2 separate regions of the Mus musculus genome follow, and region 2 is linked to region 1. Evidence: chromatin contacts called from ENCODE Hi-C or POLR2A ChIA-PET data. All regions are on one chromosome and are shown on one strand. The core of a region is the stretch at or near the end of the contact, and the rest is flanking DNA. Distances in the headings are between cores, read along the strand shown.

Region 1 (7,372 bases), core at 1,309-3,808:
AAGGCCAGCCTGGTCTACAGAGCTAGCTCTAGAACAGCCAGGGCTACACAGAGAAACTCTGTCTCAAAAAACAAAAACAAAACAAAATAGAAAATGCCCTTGTGAGGTCATCCTGGTCTACATAGTGAGTTATAGGACAGCCAGGGAAACACAGAGAAACCCTGTCTTGGAAAACCCAATTAAAAAAAAAAAAGAAAGAAAGAAAAAAAGAAAGAAAGAAAGGAAGGAAGGAAGAGAGAGAGACAGACAGACACCCGGCGTGGTAGTGCACGCTTTGATCCCAGCACTCGGGAGGCAGAGGCAGGTGGATTTCTGAGTTCGAGGCCAGCCTGGTCTACAAAGTGAGTTCCAAGACAGCCAGGGCTATACAGAGAAACTCGGTGTCAAAAAAAACAAACAAAAAAAAAAAATGCACCTTGGACTAGGTGTGATGGGCCATGCCTTTCACACTTGGAAGGCAAAGAGGCAGACCATCCGTGAGTCTGACACAAGGCTGGCCTCAGCTCACTGAGATATGCCTGTTTGCACTTCCTATGCATTGGGTGGGATTAAGAGTATGTCCATGCTGGAGAGATGGCTCAGTGGTTAGGAGCACTGACTGCTCTTCCAAAGGTCCTGAGTTCAAATCCCAGAAACCACAAGGTGGCTCACAACCACCCATAATGAAATCTGACACCCTCTTCTGGTGTGTTTGAAGACAGCTACGGTGTACTTATTTATAATAATAAATCTTTAGGCCAGAGCAAGCAGGGTTGACCAGAGTGAGCAGAGGTCCTAAATTCAATTCCCAACAACCACATGAAGGCTCACAACCATCTGTACAACTACAGTATACTCATATACATAAAATAAATAAATAAATCTTTAAAAAAAATGTCCACCATGCCTGAGTGGACTTTCTGTTGTCGTTTTGAGACGGGGTCTCTCTGTGGGTCTGTCTGTCTGTCTTAGAACTTGCTATGTACACCACACTACTCATCTCTGATTGGCATGTTGGGGTAAGTGGCAGAAATTAACCTGTTTAAATATTTGAAGCCAAGGATTTTGCCCAAAAATTTTGATAACAGCTTTATCCCCCATCCCTACCCCCATCCCCCAAAGACAGGGTTTCTCTGTGTAACAGCCCTGACTGTCCTGGGACTCACTCTGCAGACCAAGCAGGCCTCAAACTTAAGAGATCCGTTTGCCTCTGCCTCATGAGTGCTGGGATTAAAGGTATGTATCATCATCAGGCAATAACGTAATATTTTAAACTGTGTCTTCTCCAGGCATTTTGAAGACAGGGCTTTCTGTAGATCAAGGTGGCCTAGAACTTACTATATCATTAAGGATGACAATGAGCCAGGCGGTGGTGGCGCACGCCTTTAATCCCAGCACTTGGGAGGCAGAGGTAGGCAGATTTCTGAGTTCGAGGCCAGCCTGGTCTACAAAGTGAGTTCCAGGGCATTCCGGGGAGTTGGGGGGTAGGATGACAATGAACTTCGGATCCGCCTGCCTTGGGCTCTCCAGTGCCGGCATTACAGGTGTGCACCAGGACAGCCTGCTCTCATGCTATTTTTTCCTAATTGGCTTGTGAGGAGTGAGCCAAAGACACACCAAAGGCATGGTGAAGCAGGTGACATGGGTACTTGGTGACCGGCCGGGCAACACTGCATACATATCCACACTTAGACCAGAGTCTGCGTCCAGACTAGTACACTCAACTGTGGTACTATTGGAGGATAGAACTGAGGCCACGCCCACTACAAGGAAGGCAGGCACTGCTTAACAGCATGGATTAGGCTTTGTCCTGAAAGTCCCCCAGAAGTTTCATACAAGGTGTTTTGCTCTTTCTCTCCAGCCACACATTCAGACAGTGAAGAAGAAGCAGTCAGGCATTTTCTCTGCTCCCATAGAATCCCTCCCTTGTAACCTACTCTTCTGGTATGAGCCTGGAGCGTTTGATCACTGCTTTGTAAGGTGGGATGAACGTCTCTCTCTTTGTGGACAAGCATATCACCTTTTAGTCTTGTTTTAACTTTAAGAAAATCTACAACATTCCCCGAATTCTAAGACTCACCAAAATCTTGCATTTATTTTCACATTTGGAGAGAAAGTCTGAATCAATGATTCCTGACAATTCTACCAGAACAAACTGCTCCTGGTGGAAGAAAGCAAAGTTAATAAGGTAGACAAGGGGCAGTAAATAAGAAATGCCCCAAATTTCTCTGTGAAAACTCGATCCAGTTTCTGGTGGAAACCGATTCTTTCTAGAATGGGTAAACCAGAACTGAAGCTAGCCCTCCACGGCTTCTCGGGCTTCGGAAAGCCAGCGAGCTGTCTACCGGCCTCCCTCCCTCCGTCCGCATCCCAGACTCCCTTCCCCACCCAGGGGTGGCTCAACCAAGACCGCCCGCGCCGCAGGCCTCTGACCCTCGCTTACAACCTCCTCTAGCTCCTCTTCCTCCTCCTCCAAGTCCTCCCAAATGGGATCCACTGCCGCCGCCATAGCGTTCGGAGACGCCATCACTGGCCACGCCCCCTGTGGATGCCATTTTGGATACGGGCAGCGGCGTCCGGCTTCCGGCCAGAAAGCAAGATGGCGACGCCAGGCTTCCGTAAGTGGGTCCCACGTGGAGACTCGACACGCTCCGAGCTTCGGGAATTTAGGGTATTTAGCCCCACTTTGAAGAACGTGGCTCATAGAGCTCAGGCTACACTGAACTCAGTAAGTAGCTGAGGATGAGCGTAATCAACTGCCTCCACTATAAAACAAAACCTCACGTTTATTGTCTGCCGAAGGAGACTAGAGGATCAATGGTGGCCTCCACTTTTCATCCCAACATCTAAGGACGCGGGAGGGAGAGGATTAATGCAAATTCTAGGCCAGAGTGGCTACTTAGTTAACACAAACCCAGCAGTGACGCTACTGGGACAGGGTGGAATTCAGACCGCAGAGGACACAAATCAACACCCATCTTAAGTAAAACGCAGCCTGAGGAGCCGCACCCACCCTTTAAAACTGGTCCGGAAGTGATTTTCTTAGGATGACTGAAGACACTGGCGTGTGATTGGCTATTATCCTCAATATGTTAATTATGAACTTGATTCTGAGTTAGTTTACAAGTCATAAGTATTCAGAATGAGTTTTTGTTTTTGTTTTTTTTTTTTGCAAAATAATATACGAACACAGCTTCGAAAGTGCATGTGTATGGTATTCCTTAGGAGAATATTACGGGGTTTTCGCGGGGGGGGGGGGGCGGGTGGGGAATGTCACCATTAGTTAAAAATGTGCTGTCAGAGGTGGCCTCGCGGCGGCTGGCAACGCTAAACTAAGACTATACTTTCAGGGATCATTTCTATAGTTTGTTACTAGAGAAGTTTCTCTGACTGTGTAGAGCACCCGAAACCACGAGGAGGAGACAGAGTGTCCTTTCCTGAGCGTGAAGCCGGCTTTTAGTGCTGCATTTTGCAACTGCTATCTGCCATTGATGATCGTTCTCAACTCTCTTGAGGGTTGAGAGGGAGAGGACACAGTCTGAGTGGTTTCTTTTATATTTAGTTGAAAGTTAGAGTAGATGCTTTGGTCCTGAGCTACTAAATGGATATCTTTCCTCTTGTATTTTACATGGCTTATACTGTGTAGCCCGGTCATTCCTCTCTGTATGGTCCCAGACGACCTCCAACTCAAGTTCTGCTTTCTGCCTGCCTCAGCCTCCTAAGTGCTGGGGTTTAGGGTGTTCACTACAGCCTGGCTGACCTGCCTTTCTTGTTCTTAGTATGAATGTAGTTATAATGTTCACGAGACCATTAACTGCAAGAAAAATTTTAAGTGCTTATGAACAACAAAACAGGAAAGAATTTTGTCCTATTAGTAGTTGTGTGTGAAGTAAACTTAGGTCTTCTGCAAGCATGACTGAAGCTCCTTGCAGAGGAAAAAAAAATCTATGAGGAAGGCTATTAACCTGAACTAGTAAATAAAGAATATTAAATGTGATAGTGGTCGCAATATTAAGACACTGCCACTAGGAGGCGACAAGTGATTTAACAATCTGCTCCTTCTTGCTCTTTTACTTGGAAAACTTATATGAGAATTTTTATTTTCTCCTTTTTGTTGTTGTTGTTGTTGTTGTTTTAGTTTTTCGAGAGGGTTTCTCTATGTAACAGTCCTGGCTGTCTTGAAACTCGTTTTGTAGACCAAGCTTTCCTCGAGCTTACAGAGAGCTTCCTGCCTCTGCTGGAATTAAAGGTATACACCACCATACCAGGCTTAAAAATATGTTTTATAGCAGAGTTCTTGTAAAAGAGCCTTTAGAGGTAACATCTTGTCTCAGAAATGAACATTTTGCACTTACATAAGAGTAAGATACAGTAAGTTTTTGTTTTTTCTGTTTTAAACTTGTACTTTACTTGTATGAGAAAATGAAGTGCAAGACTCGGAATGTAGCTCAATTGTAGGGCCTGGAACCTTCAAAACCCTTGATCCTTTCCTGGTGGTGATGGCCCACGCACTCAGGAGTTCAAAGGCTAGCCTGGTCTACAGAGTAAGATCCAAGACAACCAGGGCTACACAGAGAAAAACCATCTCTCTGGGGGCGGGGCGGGGCGGGGCGGGACGGGGCGGGAACTACAAAGTGCAGGATAACTTTGGCTTCAAATTTCAGCTGCATCACAATGTGCTGAAAGGCTTCTCCAGATCTCTGAAGCACTGCAATCTAATTCTGGGAAGTTCAGTATAGGACAGATAGCAAGTGTGCAGGTTATACTGATGCTCTGTTCTAAGGAATTCAGTTGAAAAACTCTGATAGAAAATAATAGCAAAGAGCCATTTGCAAGCAGCCATGTACAACTAAATACTGAGAGATACTAAGCATCCCAGCTCGATAGAGAGTAATAATAGCTGTGAAAATAAAATGTAATTCTTTATTTTTATTTCATTATTTTTTGTGTGTATGTGTATAGGTGTTTCACCTACATTATGGTTTGTGCAACACACATTCAAACAAAAATAGCTGGGTGTGATGGCACAAGCAATTGTGATGTCCCAGCATTTGGGCAGATGGATGGATGAATCTCTGCGTTTGAGGACAGACTGGTTTACATAGTGAATTGCAGACCAACCAGCCAAGGCTTTGTAGTGAGGTGCTGTTAAGAAATAAAAAAAGGTGGAGGAGATCATGAGATTTGCATATGATGCCAGCATCTATGATGAAATTTCTCTGATTCCCCCCAAAGGGATGTGGCCCAGTTAGCAGAAGCCCTGACGCTGGAAGCCCTGACTCCATCTCTAGCTCCACACAAACGTTGCGGTGGTGCTTACCTGTTTTCTCAGAACTCCAGAGGTGGAAGGGGGAGGGGAGGAGAAGAAGCCATCACAACCATGTGGTTGTGAGCCACCATGTGGTTGCTGAGCATTGAACTCAGGAGCTCTGGAAGAGCAGTCAGTGCTCTTAACCGCTGAACCAAGCCTGAAAGGGCTTATTTTTAGGTCCCAATTTCAGGTTATAGTCCATCTTAGCAAAGAACAAAGAGTAATGCTGAACAATTGGAAGGACCATCCCGGAGCTACATCGCATACGCGTATGTAAACGTTTTCACCTTTTAAAAGTTTCCTCTGCTGTTAAAGGCACGTCTGTGGAAACGTTTGGGAAATACTGAAATATTAGGGGTCTTGTTTTTGGGGTTTGTTTTGTATTTTTGTTTTGTAAATGATGCTTGGTAACTTGGCGGGGAAGGTGAAGGACTGTCTTGTCAAGTACTCCGGAGACTGAGGCAGGAGGATCCAAAATTCAAGGTCAGCCAGGTGATTTAGTTAGACTCAGTCTCAACATAAAAGTAAAATGAGGAGATAAATCTCCCTGGAGGGTATTAGCATTTGTGAAGACCTGGGTTCAGTCCCCAGCACCAACAAATAAGCAAGGAGGTGAAGCTTGGAGTATCATGTGACCTTTGTAGCCACAGAAGTACACCAGGGGTCAGCAGCCTTGTGTTGTGGAGTGGGATCTGGAGGACTGGGCTTCTAATTGGATGCAGAGGAGCAGATGAGGGGGAAAAAAAAATCCAGATTATTGGTATGTGAGGGTGTGGTAGTGTATGCCTCTAATCCCGGCTCAGGGTACTGAGGCAGAGATATCACAAAAAGGTTAGGCTAGGAAACTTATCCGAAGCCTGTCTGTAAAATAAAATACATGTATTAACTTCTTGTTTGTTTGTTTGTTTGTTTTTGTTTTTTTTTTTTCCAGACAGGGTTTCTCTGTGTAGCCCTGGCTGTCCTGGAACTTACTCTGTAGGCCAGGCTGGCCTCGAACTCAGAGATCTACCTGCCTCTGCCTCCCGAGTGCTGGAATTAAAGGCGTGTGCCACCACTGCCCGGTAACATTTTTAATTTCATGTATTATCAGTGTGTATGTGCACATGCACATGTAATACATATGTTTGGGTACCAACCTGAAACAATTCACATGTGGGTGTCAGAAGACAGCTTTGTGTAGCAGTTTCTCTCTTGCCAAAAGGTCAGTTGGCCTGACAGTGCACGACTTTAATACCAGATCTCCAGAGACAGAAGCAGACAGATCTCTGAGTTCCAGGATAGCCAGGTCTACAGATCAAGTTACAGACAGGACAGCTAGGGTTACACAGAGAAACCCTCATTAGATAGATACATAGACCGTGTTGGGGGGGGGGGGGGAGAGGGAGAGAGGGAGGGAGGGAGGGAGGAAGGAAGGAAGGAAGGAAGGAAGGAAGGAAGGAAGGAAGGAAAAGCAAAATGGTAGTCTAAGGGAGCAGACACAGCAGTTGAATGCACTTACAACAAAAGCCTAGCCAACTGAGTTATTCAATACTAGAATGACATGGAAGGAAGCAACTGACTCTACAGAATTGCCTACTGTACTCTATAGACATGCTGTGGCATTCGTGCCCCTATACACATATACACACACACTCACACACACACACACACACACACCTTTTTTTATTGGGCTCAGCAGTTAAGGTTACCAGGTTAGGTTGCCACCACTCAGACGGCTCTCAACCATATAAACTCACTCAGGAACACACACATAAATAAAAACAAAAATGAACATTTTTTTTAAAAAGTAGAAATAGTGAAAGTAAAATATGTTTAGATTTTTTTTTTTAATTTGCTAATCCATAAAGCTTGAGGGCCACCAGTGGAAGAGGTCCTTTCGAAATGGTGTGGATGGAGTGAGTCAGAACAAGAAGCTGTTCTAAAGTATGGGGAAGCCCAGGGGACCATGGGTAAGGCAATGGCAGAGCGCAGAGACATACCTGCTCAAAGACTAAGGCTTGGATGACTGCCTAGATGTTGATGCCAAGAAAGAAGGAGTGGCTCACTTAGCTTCTGCTAGCTGGAATTCTTTACCGAGACTAA
Region 2 (7,372 bases), core at 3,289-5,788, 1.0 Mb after region 1:
GGTTCACAAAGAGTTAACCAGCTTAGCCAGAAGGATTTCTAGCTGATTGACCAGAGAAAGGAGCACCAGCAATAAATCTTTTCACTTATTCCCTGCTGTTTATGGTGGGGATGCTAAACAGTTTCTCACCTCAGAGGAACTCAGGCAGGCAGGTTAGCTATCAGCTAAGTAAGTGACTTAGACTTAAGACAGGTGTGAGGTTTGTATATGCTTGGCCCAGGGAGTGGCACTATTAGAAGGTGTGGCCCTGTTGGAGTGGGTGTGTCACTGGATGTAGGTTTTAAGACCCTCATCCTACTGCCTGAAAACCAGTCTTCCACGGCAGCCTTTAGAACAAGATGTAGCACTCTCAGCTCCTCCTGCACCATGCCTGCCTGGATGCTGCCATGTCCCTGCCTTGATGATAATGGACTGAACCTCTGAACCTGTAAGCACCCCAAATTAAATGTCATCCTTATAAGAGATGCCTTGGTCATGGTGTCTGTTCACAGCAGTAAAACCCTAACTAAGACAAGAGGTAAACATTTTCTTATTGTACAACAACCCTAAATATCTCATAAGACATATTACCCTCACCGATGTTCTTCCCCCTCTGCTACTTCAAAATGAACCAAGAACAAGAAAGAAGACCCTCGGGGGCTTGCCCAGAGCAAGTGACTCCATGATGATCTGACAGCATAAGTCCAGGAGGTGAAGGTGTGGCTAATGTCTCAGCAAAATGGAAAATTCTGGGACCTTCAGGACAGCCCTTAAGGCTGCAGAAAAGAGCTCTAAATACATGAGTGATATATATATTCAACTATGCAAAATATAAGGATACAATATGAAGTATGAGGGGTTTCATGAATCTAAAGACCAAAGGCAGGTACACTATGAGCCAGCTTGTCAGAGAGATACAAAGGCAGGCAGAGCAAGTTCAAGGTCAGACAGAGCAAGGTTAGGCCCACGAGTGGTAGAAATTGTAATTTCAGGGCAAGGTCCCACCCAACTAGATCTTTTGTGCTTAACAAAGGCAGACAGATCTCTGAATTCTTTTGCTACATTAGGGGAAAAAAATGTATGCTTGCTGTCTCTTAAGAATTAGAGTAAATGACTGGATTGCTATGTAAAATAAGACTGGACTTTGTGTTCTACAGGAGATGAGCTATCCAGAGAATTTAGGATAAAAAGAACTGCTTGGAGAACAGATAAATATATAGACACACATACAGAGAGAGACAGAGTGAAAGACGGATGGAGACACACACACACAAGCAAGAAGAGCATGGACAGAGAGGTCTCTTAGAATATAGACAAAGAGATCTCCAGGGAGAAAGCGGAACACAGCAGCCTGGAAAACTGGATCAAGCAGAACACAACTTGGATCCACAATCTGACTTTCTCTTGTCCTTCTTTTCACTGCTTCCAGACACCCCTTCTCTCAGAACCCGTCTCCAGGCTGAGGCTGGTCCTTGGCATCTAAGCCTCCAGGTGACTGCACCACAGGTGACATTTCAACTGTAACTTCTGAGACCTTCAGGCAGATCCGATCAGACTCTCAGTCTACTGAAATTACTATCTAGATCCACTAACCTGGGGGGTAACTTGTTGCAATAGGTAAGTCACGTAAGACCTGCATTAGTTGTCCTGGCAAGTTTTATATCAACTTGACACAAGCTAGAGTCATATGAATGGAAGGAACCTCAGTTGAGAAAATGCCTCCATAAAATCCAGACGTAGGACACTTTCTAACTAGTGATAGATGGGGGAGGGCTCAGCCTGCTGTGGATGGTGTTATCCTTGAGCTGATGGCTCCTGGAGTCTATAAGACAGCAGGCTTAGCAAGCCTTGAAGAGCAAGCCAGTAAGCATCACCCATCCATGACCTCTGCATCAGTCCTGCCTCCATGTTCCTGCCCTGTTTGGGTTCCTGTCCTGACTTCCTTCAGTAATGGGCAATGATGTGGGTGTATAAGCTGAATAAATTCTTTCCCAAGTTTCTTTTTTTTTTTTTTTTTTTTTGGTTTTTCGAGACAGGGTTTCTCTGTATAGCCCTGGCTGTCCTGGAGCTCACTTTGTAGACCAGGCTGGCCTTGAACTCAGAAATCCGCCTGCCTCTGCCTCCGGAGTGCTGGGATTAAAGGCGTGCGCCACCACGCCCGGCTCCAAGTTTCTTTAGTCATATTTGTTTCATCACAGCAATAGTAGCCCTAACTATATTATAAATGAATTTAATATAAAACATGATAACATAAAGGCTAAAACTGTGAATCTTTTCAGTGAGACAAAGCAAAATATCATCATGGCCTGGGAACAAGCAAAGAACATGAAAAGCAGTAAGCACACACACACACACACACACTGAAAATAAGGGTCAGAAAATCTTGCCCATGTTTATAAATCTAGCACTGGGGAGGTCAAGACAGGAAGATTATGATTTTGATACTATCCTATACTCTCTCCCTCTCTCTCTCTCTCACACACACACACACATATAGTTAAGTTAAATTTCATCAAAATAAAACACTGGTGTGGAAACTTGGTTTAGTGGGTAAAGATTCCCAGGGCCCACTGAAAGCCCCACACAATAACACATCTCTGACCCCAGGGTTGGGGGTGCGGCGTATAGACAGGTAGAGCCTGGGCGAGGGACACTCATTGGCCAGCCAGTCTAGCAATATGGGAAGCTCCAGATTTAATGAGAGACATCTAGGGTCAACCCCTGGCCTCCAAACTCCTCCACGTGGGCACACATACCCACACACATGTACATGCACTACACACACACACAAATAAATTAAATTAAATAAAATTTCTAACAGGGTTTGTCGTCCTCAGCAACCGAGTTTTCATGGGTGCCACTGAAGACTTGTGGGAAAAGAAATTCTGTTTTATAAAGAATAGCATCTCAGCCAGGGCCTCAGAATGCTCAGCTTACCGGTGGGCTAAAATTCCCATGTGACAGTTTATTTACTCTCCTATTGAAGACTAGCCACAGTTCACTGAATATACCAAACGAGATACTCACACCCTAATATCATAGTGAAGGCCAGATTCAGATAAACCACACTATAGCAACTTTGTTTCCCAAGCACAGAAATGAGAAAAAAATAAGTTCTATTAGCACCGCTCTGCAAGCCAGAGAACTATTAACAGATGCGTCCGGGTCACAGAACCTCGAATCCCAGCAAAACAGTGCATGTGATTAAGACCAATCACGGTGATAGTATACCATGAAATCGCAAAATAGAAGCTACCTGGGCCAAGTTCACATTTTTTTTCATACCCCCTGACTTTACTGTAAGGAGTGGACTCAAGAACTTCAAGATTATGGGAAAGCAGAAAAGAGGAACTCTTTCAGAAGCTGTGTGCAGTTCCTGTGTGCCACAGCACCTGTCTGCACGCACTTCTTCCAGCCAGCCACATGTTCCTAAGCAAGACAGACCTGCAAACCATCCAGTGCTTGACTGCATGGCCCTGGCGGCCGAGCCTGCAGCGGCGCTGGGAGGAGAGGAGGGAGTACGGGGTGCTGCCTCTTCCCGACGACCCCACAGGGTGCCCCGATCCCCGCAGCGCAGTCCTCCCGCCCCGTCCCGTCGTTGTGGGTACTCACAGCTCTGGTCTCATACAGCACCAGCTTCTGGACCGAGCTGATGATGGGGGCAGCGGCCGTGGGCATGGCTCCAGCCAATGGCGGCCCCGCCACAGGGCACCAGGCCGCGGCCCAGGTCGTGACAGCGGCGGGGTTCCCCCTGGAGACAGAGCGAGGAGACCCCGCAGACCTCCAGCACACCAGACACAGCTGACAAAAACAGTGTCAGAACACCAAACGTTCAGCAGCGGGCTCGCCGGCTGCTTCCGGATTCCCTCAGCCCCGCCTCCCAACCAGCCCAGCCCAAACCGGAGGGGCGGGGCTACAGGATCACGGGGTTGCTGAGGGCGGACGCTAAGGGTGCCATCTTTCTTAAGGGCAGGCAAAAAAAAAAAAAAGAAAGAAAGAAAAAGAACCTGACTTATGTTGACCTTTAAAGAAAAGAAATCAGATGATTGGGTTCTCCTTTTGGAGCGGTTTCTCCGTGTTGTAATTGGTCTGTTTCTTCCTATATACTCTTTATTTTCCCGAAACCTGTCTCCTGGATGCCTGTGATTTTCCCCTGTTTTGTCGCCTATTTTATCTCCACGAAAGTCAATAAAGTTAATATTGTGGCTGTATGGCCCACAAATCTTTCTTAATTACATAAATGTGGCGCCTTTGGTATTTGCACATTTTATGTGTGAGGCTAACGGTCTGAATTCTAAAAGGGACCGTGCTGTGTAGGGCGAGCGCGCTGCTGTTAAGAGTCAGTTCTAGTTAAGATAAGGTTTTCGCGTTTGCTGTCTGGGCATAAGTAGGTAATATATGCACTCGCTCTGTTGGTCACCTCTACACTTTGGGAAAGGTGTTTTATAATTATGACTACATTTAAACACAGGCTTAAGAATTCACTTTGAATTACAGCTCCACCTCCCGAGGCCCCGCCCTCCAAGAGGCTCTGCACGCCGCCCACAGGTTTCCAAGGCAACCGCCTAACAGCTACCTAGAGCCTCAGTAGAGCCTCAGAAGATAGCTGCTGTCGCGTCCCCGGTCCACAGGTAAGCAGAGGCAGGGAATTGTCCACATTCTGGGTGCATTTTGCCATCAGTTGCAGGAAAGTACACTTCCGGCGGGGACCCCACACCAGTTGCTTTTCTTGCAAAGTTAAACCACGATCTCTTCATAAATCGACTTTTCAAAACCAGTTCTCCTTTTAGCTAAGGTATTTATCTCACAAATGCGGACTAAAGACTTGCCTGCCCCAAAGGGTAACAGTGGCCGCTAAAGTAGCACAGGCAGGAAGTGCTAGGTTTCACAGGGACCCCTCGCTATATTCCAGAATTCACCGCTAGAGGGCTCTCATACTGAAAAGAAAAAGGTAATTATTAAAATACAAACAAATAGCTGAAGAGGATATTAAAGTTTGCTGTAGATTCAAGGCAGGACGTTACAAGGTTTTTAGAGTATGATTATCTATTATCTATTATTGGTTTTGTTTCAGTTTGATATATCTTTTTTATTGAGAAACTAGAAAGAAAGAGGGCAGGAGTCTCAGTTATGGCATTTTATGCTGGTGGGGGGGTGGGGGGGTACGTGCGTGTGCGTGTAAGCCAGAGGCTAAGCCAGCAAGCCCCAGAGATCCACTTATCTCCATCTTGAACTGCATCTTTTAACTTTTCCATTTCACAATGGAAACCAGCTCTTCCCAATGCAAGCTAAACATCTGCAGAGCATTTTGGTTTAGGAAAGTCACTTTTTAAAAATAAATAGTTCTGATTTTCAAATATTGTTTTCCATTATTATTTTATACTACAATGGAGCACTTCCCTTTGAGAATTTTCTTAGTTTACATCACCCAGGAGCCAAACTGATAACAAACAAATGTGCCAAGTTGTTTCTATAAGGGTGATCCCAGGAACAGAAGCTGGGCAGGGAGGGGCTCTTGGAAAAGGGGGTATTGTCACACAAGCTTCTCTGTCAGCTAAACTCACTGGGAAATGGGGAGTACATACCTTGGAACCATTCCCTTTCGGGGGAGCAGGCGGGGAGGGACGTTGTGTTTACTCGCCAACTCCCGTGTATTACTGGTTGAAGCCTGCTAGGCAGAGCTCGGTGTCTTGGAACTTCCAATTTGCCTGAGCTCAAACAGAGGGGACGTGGCAGCTGGAGGAAGTTCATGGACAGAGCCCACATGCTGGTATCCAAAAGTCCAGCAGTGACCTAGAAAAGTTGCCTGACATGCATGAGGAGAGATCTGCTGTACTCCACCCTGTAACCACTCACACCCACTGTCCCCACACCAAGGTCACACCAGCCCAGCCCATCACCAGTCCCTGAAGACAGTAACTCGAGAAGTTAATGAGGTCAGCTGCAAAACCCCAGGTCTCTAACCGCTCACTCATCTCCATCTCTAACATTTCTAGGTCTTCCTTACTCTTGGTCAAAACTAATGTGAGTCTAAGCTGCTTGCCCTGCTTCCATCCCTGTGTCATGGCATGAATATACATCCCAGAGAATCCTGAGTTTAAGATTACCTTTGCAATCCCAACTCTATCATACCAAACCTGCCTCCCCTGCCAGTACAACTCCTCATGGACTTGTGGGGCCCGAAAGGGACCAGTTGATAACAATCGTTTTAGTTTTGAAAAACCTTGACTGAGATCCTTGATACAACCATCTCTCCTAGCAAACAAATCCAGTCTGCTATCACCAGAGTCTAAAACTGTGAGAAATTTCCCAAATCAATCACAATTGCCCAGGTCAACCACAAGGTGGTGGGGATAAGATCCACTTCTCCTGTTTCTTGGCTCAAAGCATTTTTCTAGTTTTGAAGTACACTGGCTGTCTCTATCCCGTACAATACTAAAAAGTGCTGTACCAGGACCTTTGAGAGGTCTGTCCAACACACCAGTGACTTCTAAGTGAGCTGGGATGTGTGTGGTAGAAAAAGTAAATCTCACATTTACACACGCATCTTACAATCTTTACTGTAAAGAAAATCCTTTGATTTAATGCAATATTATATGAGCTTCGTGATGATAAATGAGACAGCCCAACCATTTGTTAGCTGTGCTGGCCTACAGACTACAGATAGGGAAGGCACACTCACCTTCCCCCACCCCCATGTCACTGGTCCCTCACAGTGGGAAGAATCCTGTATAGCCAGTCTGTCAATGATAAGAGTTCTTGCTCCTCAAGAGATTGTATCATACCAAAGTCTTAGCCTCATCTCTGTGGAGATGTAGAACATCGGTTGTAGCGACTACTGTGAAGGAACCTTACTAAATCATGGCATAGTCTTAGCCACTTCATCCCTGCCACCATAGTTTTTCCATTTAGGAACCATTAGGAACTAGGAGGAGCCAAGAAAGACTGGCAGGCATCTACTGGATAATCATCTTGCTCACCTGTTTGTTCAGTACATCTTCACAGGTGTATGCTTTGTGAGTGGAATTCGTTTTCTATGCTGCAGAACAGATTGCTACAAATTGAACATCTTAAAATGTTTATTATCTCACAGTTTCCATTGCCAGGGTCCCTGGCATAGATCAGAGGGGTCCTCTGCAATCAGGTGTTAACTGAAATTGACTTTCCACTGGAGAGACAACTAATGTGGGAAGCCACATGTGCCGTTGCAGGGTGGTGCTGGCTTCTGCTGGCCACCACGCATACATAGGCAGAAAAGGTTTTTTTTGCCAAGATGAGGTTTTGAGGATTAACCAAAATTAACCAATCAGATGAGAGAGAAGTTAACCAATCAGATGTAGGCATGCAAATGAGGTGGTAAGCATAACCCAAGCACAACCAATCCGGGTGTGAG

The links. A loop is a pair of places that touch in the nucleus more often than their neighbours do. ChIA-PET counts read pairs that join two places held with the same protein, here RNA polymerase II (POLR2A).
Region 2: a map of v-Abl transformed pro-B cells shows a loop between it and region 1 (4-fold over the local background). The contact joins the promoter of Ak9 here to the promoter of Gtf3c6 in region 1. A Hi-C loop is called at or near these places in 1 of 37 maps with a recorded cell type or tissue (v-Abl transformed pro-B cells). POLR2A ChIA-PET finds 5 or more read pairs at or near these places in 1 of 5 experiments (embryonic stem cell).

What each region holds. Positions count from the first base shown.
Region 1 is chr10:40,255,154-40,262,525 of GRCm38, forward strand. It overlaps Gtf3c6 (general transcription factor IIIC, polypeptide 6, alpha), which reads right to left and starts at 2,559. Exons shown (of 6, transcript NM_026113.5): 1 at 2,426-2,559; 2 at 2,060-2,140. The coding sequence starts at 2,506. It overlaps Rnu3a (U3A small nuclear RNA), which reads left to right and starts at 3,315; the gene lies at 3,315-3,526.
Region 2 is chr10:41,299,396-41,306,767 of GRCm38, forward strand. It overlaps Ak9 (adenylate kinase 9), which reads left to right and starts at 4,539. Exons shown (of 40, transcript NM_001370813.1): 1 at 4,539-4,610. Fig4 (FIG4 phosphoinositide 5-phosphatase) reads right to left here and starts at 3,846. Exons shown (of 23, transcript NM_133999.1): 1 at 3,592-3,846. The coding sequence starts at 3,657.